Linked DNA regions of Homo sapiens: region 2 is linked to region 1. The links are chromatin contacts, found by Hi-C or POLR2A ChIA-PET in ENCODE. All regions are on one chromosome and are shown on one strand. The core of a region is the stretch at or near the end of the contact, and the rest is flanking DNA. Distances in the headings are between cores, read along the strand shown. Region 1 holds the start of RRP15 (ribosomal RNA processing 15 homolog). Region 2 holds the start of DUSP10 (dual specificity phosphatase 10).

What was found. Hi-C counts contacts between places; a loop is a spot of excess contacts on that map. ChIA-PET counts read pairs that join two places held with the same protein, here RNA polymerase II (POLR2A). Pooled maps may share reads with other maps.
Region 2: a loop to region 1 is called in a map of CD4-positive, alpha-beta T cell, with 9 times the contacts of the local background. The contact joins the promoter of DUSP10 here to the promoter of RRP15 in region 1. A Hi-C loop is called at or near these places in 1 of 168 maps with a recorded cell type or tissue (CD4-positive, alpha-beta T cell) and 5 of 50 pooled maps. POLR2A ChIA-PET finds 5 or more read pairs at or near these places in 1 of 52 experiments (B cell).

What each region holds. Positions count from the first base shown.
Region 1 is chr1:218,280,540-218,286,585 of GRCh38, forward strand. It overlaps RRP15 (ribosomal RNA processing 15 homolog), which reads left to right and starts at 4,754. Exons shown (of 5, transcript NM_016052.4): 1 at 4,754-4,916. The coding sequence starts at 4,778. RefSeq lists enhancers at 4,132-4,201, 4,732-5,011.
Region 2 is chr1:221,739,129-221,744,849 of GRCh38, forward strand. It overlaps DUSP10 (dual specificity phosphatase 10), which reads right to left and starts at 2,961. Exons shown (of 4, transcript NM_007207.6): 1 at 2,853-2,961; 2 at 1-659. The coding sequence starts at 616. RefSeq lists enhancers at 2,031-2,668, 2,669-3,306, 2,778-2,967, 3,298-3,497, 3,307-3,944 and 1 more and silencers at 1,948-1,997, 3,718-4,197.

The DNA.
Region 1 (6,046 bases), core at 3,504-6,003:
TTCAGAAGAAAAATATTTTATCTGTTATTCTTCTATAACTATTGGCATTTCAACAGGAAACTCTCATAACCACCCTGCCTCTGGCCTTTCCCAAAGTGAGAAACTCCCCGTAAAACTTTCTAACCATGCTGTAGGCAGGCAAAGAAGGTATGTGGGTGCTGATATTTTCGTTACAACACCCATTCTAGATTTATATCATTCAGGGCCACTCAGGAGACAGAAACTGCTTTAGTAATTTGAATAGGATAATTTAATATAAAGAATCATTAGCTATATCAGAAGGTTGAAGTAAAAAGGGATTGTTAGTAAGAGGTTAAGTAAACTCTATAGAATATAGTAATGGCAGATATAAGGAGCAGTGACACTGTAAAATGCAGCATCCAAGGAAGAGGCCTATCTTTCTACCCACAGCTGAGATACAGCTCTTGTGGGAGGGCACAGTTGTGGTTCACTGGGTGGCGGAGGAGTTGCTGTGATACTGCCCTGTCAGAACTTGTTGAAAATTGCCAATGGGGTGGCTTGCACCTGTGGTCCCAGCTACTTAGGGGGCTGAGGTGGGAGGATCACTTAAGCCCATAATTTTGAGGCTGCAGTGAGCCAAGATCATGTCACTGCACTCCAGCATAGGCAACAGAGTGTGATCTCATCTTTAAAAAACAAAAGCAAAACAAAAAAACTCGTTCAAAAATCCGCCTTCCTGAAATTTCCCTTTGAGGTGCTAGAAGAAGCTGTGGATGGCCAGGTGTCTCGCTAGAGGCATTCAGGAGTCAGATGCTGGAGAAGCCTTCTATGCTACAGGAGAACGTGAATATACTTCAGCACCCTGATGCTGGAGAAGTTTCCACAGGAGTCTGTAGAGAAAAGCACATCAGAACCAGGAAGATGGCCCCTTTTTCTTATAATGTCACTCTAATGCCCTCTACTGACAAATCTGAACATCTGGCCTTCAGGCAAATAAAAATATTTAAGAGCCCAGCTCAATTTTCACAGAGCAGCCAAAAAGGATGAATTTAGAGCCGAGAGGCAATAAGCTGATAACTAGCATAGGTTTGTTTGTAAAACTCTTACACAAGCATTTAGGTGACTTCAGTTATTTCCACCATACAGTGGGCATTCCGTTTCAATATTGTCAGCTATTTTGGTTCATTGTAACAGCAGAAACTATTTTTTTAATTCATGAATTCCAGTGCTTGTTAGAAATTTCTGTTGCCTAAATCAAAACCACAATGAGATACCATCTCATGCAAGTCAGAATAGTGATTATTAAAAAGTCAAGAAACAATAGACGCTGGAGAGGCTGTGGAGAAATAAGAATGCTTTTACACTGTTGGTGGGAATGTAAATTAGTTCAACCATTGTGGAAGAAACTGTGGCAATTCCTCAAGGATCTAGAACCAGAAATATCATTTGACCCAGCAATCCAATTACTGGGTATATACCCAAAAAATATAAATCATTCTACTATAAAGACACAGGCACACATATGTTTATTGCAGCACTATTTACAATAGCGAAGACATGGAACCCATCTAAATGCCCATTAATGATAGACTGGATAAAGAAAATGCGGGTACATAGACATTAGGAAATACTATGCAGCCATAAAAAGGAATGGGATCATGTCTTTCACAGGGACATAGATGAAGCTAGAAGCCATCATCCTCAGCAAACTAACGCAGGAACAGAAAACCACATACCACACGTTCTCACTCATAAGTGGGAGCTGAACAATGAGAACGCATGGACACAGGAAGGGGAACAACACACACCAGGGCCAATCGGGGATTGGGGTGTGACAGGAGGGAGAGCGTTAGGACAAATAGCTAATGCATGCAGGGCTTAAAACCTAGATGACGGGTTGAAAGGTGCAGCAAACCACCACGGCACATGTACACCTACGTAAGAAACCTACACGTTCTGCACTTGTATCCCAGAATGTAAAGTAAAATTTAAAAAAAGAAAAAACAGGAAGAAAAAAGGAAATTTTTGTTGCCTATTCTGACTGTATGCTAAGTGATAAAGCACAACCCTCTGAGTGGGCAGTGCAACTCCGTGGTTGAGCAGACTCTGCAGTGGAGTGCTTGGGTCTGAATGTGATTCTGCCATGTACTGGTTGTGTGACGGTCAGCAGTTATTTACCCTGTGCCTCTGTTTCCTCATCTATAAAATGGAAAAAATAATAGTACTTAACTCATTAGCTTATTGTGAAGATTAAATAAGCTAACATAGGTATCTCCAACTTAACAGCAGTAATCAATTTCTGAAAATCAGACTTCTGGATAAAAACCTGGATCCTATTTTATATTATTTTAAAGGAAGAAAAATGTGAATGTGTAACAAATCAGCCATTCCTACCCTCCAGGCAATTTCTTAAATTGCAACTAAACACAAAAAAAATTTCTATATATACGTAAACTCACATTAACATGTTAAATGCACAAAACATCACTTCTTGATCACTAAATAACACTAACATTAATGCAGGAACTTTGTGTTTAATATGCAGGAACATGTTTTCCATTGAACCACTGCAATCATTTTTTTTTAACTTTGCTTCCTTCTCTACAACTTTCTCCAGTGCATTCCCAACTTTATTTGGAACTCCTTGTTCCAATTTACATTTAGCCCTAGGCAAAAGCAAGCATTAGCTATGAAAGACAGCAAAAAAATAGGTTCCAGATCAGGACACAGTGGTAATGAAAGGATCACACTGAGCAGGATGGTGAGAGCTGCTGGGCATCAGCAGCATCCTAAAGGGCACCTCTAAAGTGCACCCCTTTTTATTTTGTCAAGAGTAAGGGTCTCACTTTGTCACCCAGGCTGGAATGCAGTAGTGCAGTCATGGCTCACTGCAGCCTCGAACTCCTGGACTCAAGTGATCCTCCCATCTCAGCCTTGGAGAAGCCAGGATTACAGGCTGGAGCCACCATACCTGCCATCTTGGCTCACTGCAATCTTTGCCCCTCCCCGCCCCTCTGGGTTCAAGCAATTCTCACCTCAGCCTCCTGAGTAGCTGAGTAGCTGGGACTACAGGTGCTCACCACCATGGCTGGCGAATTTTTGTATTTTTAGTGGAGACGGGGTTTCACCATGTCGTCCAGCCTAGTCTCTTAACTCCTGGCCTCAAGAGATCCTCCCGCCTCCGCCTCCCAAGGTGCTGGAAATACAGGCATGAGTCACCACGCCTGGTCAATACCTGCACTTTTTAAAGGTTTAAACTGGAATCTCATCTCTTACCAACTGTATTCAAAATGTCATTTTTTTTCTGCACAATTTTTTGTTGTTGGTGGTGGTGGTGGTAGATTTTGTTTGTTTGTTTTTGAGACAGAGTCTCGCTCTGTCGCCGAGGCTGGAGTGCAGAGTCGCGATCTCCGCTCACTGCAACCTCCGCCTCCAAGGTTCAAGCGATTCTCCTGCTTCAGCCTCCCGAGTAACTGGGACTACAGGCACTCGTCACTGCGTTTGGCTAATTTGTGTATTTTTAGTAGAGATGGGGTTTCACCATGTTGGCCAGGCTGTTCTCAAACTCCTGGACTCAAGCGATCCACTTATCTCAGCCTCCCAAAGTGCTGGGATTACAGGTGTGAGCCACCGCACCCGGCTAGACCCTCTCTCTCTTAAAAGACAAAAAAATTAAAAACCAAGTTTAAAAATGTTGTATTGAGTTTTTAGGATGTGAATATATATTTATTTCCTACATAAACATCTACTGGAATATGTCAAAATGAGGATTCTTGTTTTTGTTTTTGACTTATGGGTATCACAATCTATGAACCTCCTTAAGAGGGGAAAGGGAAAACGCTAAGTTTGGGGAAAGCCTTTAGAACAAGTCTAGCCAGTAAAGGTTTGCTGCATTATCCATCTGAGTCATTAACTTTGTCAATAGTTATATTCTGTCACTCATTCATTGATTCATTCATCCCTTCCAAAAATATTTTTGGAAAATTCACTTCAGGCCAACTTCTGTTGCTAACCTTGAGGGGACATGGTAAATGAAATACGTTCCCCTCCTGCGAGAAGCCAACATTTTAGGGGGGAAAATGAAGGCCGACTGTGGTAGGTGCTTCGATGGAACTAGGAGCTGGTGACAGAGGCTAACTTCAGAGAAAAGCTAGCCCCGGGTGGGAGGCAGGATCCTCGCGCGGATAGCAAGGTATTCGCACCCTCGGTCTGCACTGCGCAGTCGGGCGCCAGAAACCCTCCAGGCCCCAGCCGGGTCCGAGGGAGAAGGGTGCGGTTGGATTCAACACCCGCCCCAGGGAAAGAAGGTGAGTCTATTCGGTTTGCAAGAAAGGTCTCGCGTGTTATCTTGGGCGGGGGGATGATACGATCGTATTCTAATTATCGGCCCCCAGTGGATCTGTCCCGCGTCCTAGCTGCTGCGGCGTTCAGTGGGCACGTAAGAGACACCTGAGGAGGACACTAAACCAACATTAAGGCAGCAGACAAGGGAAGCCGCCGAGGCTAGGAAATCAAAGTGGACCGCGCTGGGCTGGGGACGGGCTGGGGACGCACTGGGGCGGAGGACCAGGGCACAGGCGAGCTAGCGGAGGAGTCGGCTGAGGCCATTCAGCCGCTGATTTTCGTCCTGGAACGGACTTCGCGTAAACACACCGAGCCATTCAGAGCTCTCTCCAAGTCACATTCTGAGGCTCCGGCCCCGGAACTCTGGGCTAGACGACCCCGCCCCGGAACCTTGTGTTACCGGCACTAAATGCAGAAGTTCCTCTGGTTGCCACCGGACGCAACTGTCAGGTGACGCTTCCGGCGCAGAAAAATGGCAGCCGCCGCTCCGGACTCACGTGTGAGTGAGGAAGAAAACCTGAAAAAGACCCCAAAGAAGAAGATGAAAATGGTAACTGGAGCCGTAGCGTCGGTGCTGGAAGACGAGGCCACAGACACTTCTGATAGTGAAGGTAATGTGGTAGGGCTGAGCTTTGGTGTCTGGGAGGAAAGGCGGGGCTGAGTTCGTGTCAAGCAGCGCTTGCGACTTCATTTGCTGCTAGCCACCTGGGTTTTATCTTGGCACCACTTCAGAGGGGCGACTTTGGCTTAGTGAGGAGGCTTGGGGAAGTCGTGTTCAGAGAAGTAACGCTGTCAACTGTAATTTTGAGTTTCCACATTCTTTTACTAGGTATTTTCAGGGTCACCATTATTAATTATAATAAAATGGGTGAAACACCTGCAGCTACCGAGAAACTTACAGTAGCAAAGGGTGAAAGGAAGAGGGTACTTGAAAACAGGAGAAGAATGGGTCTCATAGGGTGTAAGAAGCAAAAGGTTAAAAGAGGTAAGAGGAAGAAGGGGGTGTACTTGACTTTTTGTGCGGTAGATGTGTGCGTGTTTTAGAGACTAAATAATAGTGAATGAAAGAAGAGTTTGGTGGTTAAGGTCGATTAAAAACTGGTAGTGTTTGATAACTATGTCTCTCAGAGACGCTTGATAATAAAAGGAAGGAAGGATGTGTTTTTGAGGCTTTCAACCATGCTGTGTCTGTTGCTCCTCTTTACCATCATTCTTGGCACCAGCTTATTAGGTTACAAGGAATTGCAGGTAATCCCTGACTTCCTACTGCCCAGTTATTGCTCCTTTGTACCAGCTGATACCCAAAAAACAGACAGAGCTATTCTTTTATAACGTATTTCTAATTATGCCCGCTGTCTGTTTGAGATGATCCAGTGGCTTCTCATCTCAGTATATAATATCCAAAATCCTTAGGCTGTATGATTTGGGCCAGGTTGTCTGTCATAGGCCAATATGCCCCTCACAAACCACTAACTGTAATCATGCCATACCGGTATGCTTGTGTTTAACACCTTAAACATGCTCCCACACCATGGTTTCTTCATTTGTTGGCTCCGCTGCCTAGAATAGTTTTCAAATGCTTGGCATGTCTCTCCCTCACCAGCCTCTGATCCAGTGCCTTACCAGAGAGACTTGTCCCTGACTACCCTATGTAACGTACCACCACTACTCTTCTTCCTGCCTTCTTTTCTTCACTTTTTGACTTATTGCCCTGCTTTATTTTTTCTCAACCCTGCCCAAA
Region 2 (5,721 bases), core at 1,711-4,210, 3.5 Mb after region 1:
GCAGTCTCCGCCGGCTGATCTTATCGGCACAGTTAATGTGGACAGCTCCTTGGATGTGACTCTTGTTGTACTCCATGAAGGGCCTGCAGTCAATGATGACAGGGCCCTGACTCGGCAGGTGACTCTTGCTGCATTTGGTCATCTTCTTTGCCAAGTCATTGGGGTAGATTATTTTGATGCTGGCTAGCTGCTTGGGGGTCCCTGACACAGGGCTGCCCACCCCACTTGATGGACTTAGAGAGCCTGTATTCTCATTATTGTTGACCATCTGGTTAGCAGGGCAGGTGGTAGAGGTTCCGATGGCAGTGGTGGTGGTGCCAGCGGCAATGGCTTGGGTTTGGGCCTGATTGTCCTTGTCGTAGGTTGCCACAGTGCAGCAGCTGGCACTGCTGCATCCACAATTCAGCGAGCGGGCAGAGCCGCTGGATGAGGGCATATACGTCAGATTCGCAGCCTTGAGGGACACAACGGTGGTGGCGATGACAGGAGGGTGGCTGTTACTGCCTGGGTTGGCAGAGCCAAGGTAACTAGAGTCTAAACAAAGGTTGAGATCCTGAGGTCGGACGGGCCTAGATAGTGCCACTACTACCCTGTCGTCTAAAGGAGACGGAGGCATGAGGAGGCTGAAAACTGGCAATTCAAGAAGAACTCAAGACAGTCTGTAAAGAAGGGGAAGGGGGAAAGAAAGAATAAAGTCACGTGACACAAAAGGCAGTCTCATCCAATCCCTGGGAAAGACCTTTGCATCCCTCTGAGCAAAGTCGTCCTAATTGCCCTTTATCATACCATTATCAAAACTTGAAATTCATTTTTATGTATTCAAAGAGGATGCAAACCTGAGGGCTCCAATCAATTTGGTTGCTAAGTCTAAGGTTAAATTTGGATGTAATGTTGTAAATGTTAATGAACAACCTTTCCTGGACCTACATAAAAGTTCAGCTGTAGAGAAGGTATAAGCACAAATAATTAGAAAAGCTGAAGACAGAAGGGAGGCTCTTAAGAGGCATCTATTCTGAACCTCAGCTCTCGGGCAGAAGTACACTGCAAACATCTGAGAAAGACCCATTTGTCCACCCTTGCATGCTTGCCATTTAATTCCCTCACTCGCTGCAAAGGCAAAGGGGTAACCAAGAGCACTGGCATGGTTCACAGAAAGGTACAGCAGCTAAATATACATCAGGGTGGATGTCAACTTTCTGCAAATCCCCTTAAGTGAATCTCTTTAACTTGGAGCTATTCTTGCCTTCCATTCTCTATTGGGGTCCTTTGAAAAGCACAACATAGTCATACTAAAACCTCACATGTTGTCTTTTGGCCTCTTATAAATTAATCTGCATTTCCCCTTTTCACTACTAACTGGTGTCCTAAAACGAAATCTCAAGCCATGGAGCCAGATCTGGAAACCTGGAAACCCCAGCCCCGGCAAATCCCTCACCCTTTGCTCTCTCACCTGCCCCCGCCCTCATTCCTGCCTGGAAAGGACAACTTGGGCTCTCCTCCCCTCTTCATCTCCCTGGCTGGCACAGACTGTGCATCCTAGAGCTTCTCTCAATGGGAGGCAGCCACGTTGTATAAGGTTTCAATCCCATACAGATATCCCCCCTTCAAGAGTACTGATTCCGTAAAGAGGACCTCCCAATTAGCCTGTACTCGTTGAAAGGGACAGTGAATTGTTGCCCACCGGATCTATCTCTGATTTCAGAGTGTCTGCAAAAAGACAGCTCCTTCCTCCTGTAGGCACAGGGGCACTCTACAACTCAGGCTTGCTAACTCTTCTTCTTCTATTAGACATGCACATAGCAAAGACGCCAAACCCCACGCCAAGAGACGCTCACCTAAACGAACTTTAAGAGCTATCAGGAAAAATGCCATCTATCATCCGTCTACACACGACCGTCACCATTCTCATCCGTCTACACACGACCGTCACCATTCTCTGACACAGAACCAAAGTGTCACAGGCGGAATCCACACTCACGCGCGCACACGGGGCACGCACCCATCACGTCGGCAGATCTCCAACGACTCGGGTTTCTCTCACCCACCTTTGGATGGGAGCGAAGGAGTCAACCCCCCTTCCCTTGCGTAGTATTTTTTCTGAAGAGCGAGTTCTATTCCAGAAGCTATAACTGTTTCCCGGTTGGACCAAGCGGTGAAAGTCTTTGCTATTGTGTTACCTGGTAGGACACGTCCAGGATCAACATACCATTTCTTCTGAGAGGGACGCATAAGCGTGTTCACAGAGACACGCGCTGGGACCCCCACCTCCACACAGAGTTCAAGGCTCACACACACACACACGGAGTGTATAGAGAGACCTGCATCCCTGCAGCAGAGGGTCGGGCGTACATACTGCCCGTGAAACCATCCAGTCTGGCCCAGAAAATCTCCCAGAGAAATACTGAGCTATCCCCTCTCCCTTCCACCACTAGGCAAGAGCTGGAGAGAAAATTAAGTGGTTAGAGAATGCTTCTTCCCCATTCCTGGAGCACTTAACATCCCCCCGCCCCCCGCTTCACTCCTCGGCACACAGCGCACTAATGAGCCCCGAGCATTTAAAACTGCCGCAAAGCATCCCAACAAACCTCATTTTTTCTTCGCCCCAAATCCAAGTAGACTGCAGGGAGTAAACGCACAGGGTAGCAGGAGCCAACGGCCGGAACCTTATAACCCTACCTGCTGTAGCTCCTCCGTCAGCATCGCATCTCTATCTTTCTGTCTCTGTCTCTCTCTCACACACACACAGATACACACACACAAACACACACACTCACACTCACACAAGCACCGCCTTACAATCCTCCACCTCCAGTCCCGGGCTCTCAGGAGTAGTCGCGGTGACTTCCACTTACTTCATAAATAAGTGTATTCCTCCACCATCTGGCGCTCCTCTTCAGCTATGGACTCGCACATTCAGCCCCCATTCACTCGGCTTCATTGATCTCCAGCAGCAACATAGTTACTTTCTCTTTTGCTACACTGTAAATGTAAGGTTCTGAGGGGGCGGACTCGCCGCCGACCGACGGCGGGTTGGGCCAATAAGAATCCGGAGAAAGCCGACCGCTACCTCACAGAGCCCCGCGACCAATGGGCAGCCTAGGGGGCGGGTAAGAAGGCGTGGCCTCATCTCTTTAAGGAGGGTTTATCCGAAGCTGCTCTGGGTCCTCGGTGTTAAAACACGGGCGGTGATGTCATTGGCAACCAATCAAAAACTTAAAAGAGCCAGCCGGGGCCGCGCGGAGCAGCTGCTCTCTATTTACATGTAAACCGAACCGGCAGGATGCAGTTAACCCTTTACCAGGCTGAAGTGTCAGCGGGCTGGACGCGCTGCTCCGCTAAAACTGGCTCTTCCCACTGGACGGGATCCTCCAACACTCCCTCACCCGGGGACAAACCACGCTATTTTTCCTCCTTACTATGGACAGATGATCAAAAGTATCGGAGTAACTTTCTAAAGGAAAGAGACTGCGATCACCGTCCCTAGTGGGAAAGCCGGGTTCTCTCCGAGTCGCTCGAGGTGACTTGACAAACGCTAAGCCAAAATTCGCGGACCTCGCCGGGTCTTCTGCGCTAGGACCAGCATGAGCGCGCAGCCAGGGGCGACGCTTCCGCTCCGAGCCGCGGCCCGGGGCCACGCGCTAAGGGCCCGAACTTGGCAGCTGACCGTCCCGGACAGGGAGGCCCTTCAGCCTCGACGCGGCCTGCGTCCTCCGGAGGGCCCTGCTCCGCCCGGGAAGCGTCCGCCTCCCGCCCGCCCGCCCGCAGATGTCGCTGCCCCTCTGGCTGTCCCGGCCTGACCGCCGCGCGCCGCCCTGCTGCTCACCTACTTCCGCGCCACGGTCACGCCCCTGCCGTCCCCAGGCTAACCCTCCCGGGGCTCGACCCAGAGCACTAAGGCGGCGCCACTGAGGGCTGCTCGGAGGAGGAGGCTTGAGTCGACGCCAGAGGCGGCAAGGGACGCGCCCTGAGCAGCGGTGCAGAGGCCAATCCCCTGGCCGGGCGTCCTGGGGCCCGCTACGCGCCCGCTGCCCCTCCGGGTCTGGGTCCCCGCCCGCCGCCGCCCCCCTTTCCCGCCTGGCGCGCTGGGTCCCCGCGCCGTGCCAGCAGCGCGCAACCCACCCGCCCCACATGCCTCGGCCGCCACCCCTCGGTCCCGCACGGCCCCTGCCGAGGCCAGGACCGGCAGCCCGGCGCTTCTGGAACAGCCGCAGCTGGCGGAAAAGAGCCAGAGCCGAGTGCAAATAGCTAGATTGAATGGGGCCGGAGGAGCGTGGAGGAGGTGACGCCGCCTCTCCCCGCTCCCCTGACTTTGGCCGGCGCCAGGTAGCTGGCCGCAGCTCCTGATCAGGGAGAAGAGTAGGGGGCGGGGCAAGCCGCCCCTTGCCTAGTCCGGAAAATATTCTCATTAGGGAAACTGCAGGAAAGTTGCCCTGGGATACAAAAAGAAGTGGAGATGAACAACCCCAGATGAACTGTGGAGAGTCTACGTCCAAGAACCCTAAAGAAGTAGAGCTTTTTCTTTTCTTATCTGTGAGAGAAGGGATAAAAAGTGAAATAATGGAATAATACATTATGAGCACTAGGGAATGTTGGGCTATCGTTTTTCTCCCTTACCTGATTGGATGGGGTTTGGAGGTCTACTTCAGACTCCAAGCCTAGTAGTATACTGAGTAGCAGGGGCATATTCATGTAATTGTTTTCAGGGCAGATCTGAAATCAGGAGGTGTCAGACCATAGCTAGCAAGTCAGCTATGCTCAATGAGCTGTGAAGAGAAATCCCCTTGGGCACCTCCACTTACATGCAGGCACATACCCCCCAGTCCAGCTTTTCACACCAGTGTTACGACGGGCATCACGTACACATCCGATAGTCTTACATAGGAGAGGATTTTGTGTAACGTCTGTTGTCGAAAATAGTCAAACTCTGTAAAATATTTGAAGAGATTTATTCTGAGCCAAATATGAGTGACCATGGCCTGTGACACAGCCCTCAGGAGGTCCTGAGCACGTGCCCAAGGTGGTTGGGGTCCAGCTTGGTTTTATACATTTTAGGGAGGCATGAGACATCAATCAAATACATTTAAGAAATACATTGGTTTGGTCCAAAAAGGCTGGACAACTCTAAGGAGCGGGTGGGCTTTCAGGCTATAGGTAAATTTAAACATTTTCTGGTTGACAATTGGTTGAGTTTGTCTAAAGACCTGAGATCAAAGAAAGGAACGTATGGGTTAAGATAAGAGCTTGTGGGGACCAAAGTTTTATTATGCAGATGAAGTCTCCAGGCAGCAGGTTCAGAGACAATAGGTTGTAAAATGTTTCTTATCAGACTTGAACTCCATGTTGATATATAACAGGGCTCATCCCACCCTCACTTCCCCTCATGGCCTGAACCAGTCTTTCAGGATAAATTTTACAGGAGCCTGGGTTGAGAAATTAGTCCGTTGGTTGATATATAATGAATGGGGCACGTCCCACCCTCACATCCCTTCATGGCCTGAACCAGTCTTTCAGGATAAATTTTACAAGAGCCCTGGTTGACAAATTAGTCCGTTCAGAGGGTTGCCTGGGAAGGCGGGGTGGGCAGGGGGTGGGGCGTGGGGGGTGCTTAGAATTTTATTTTTGGTTTACACCTCTCTCCATCCACACACCAACACACACGTCAATTCACCCTCCTGATAATAGCAGAGTGCTTAGGGCACACCATTTGGTTCTTAAATGTTT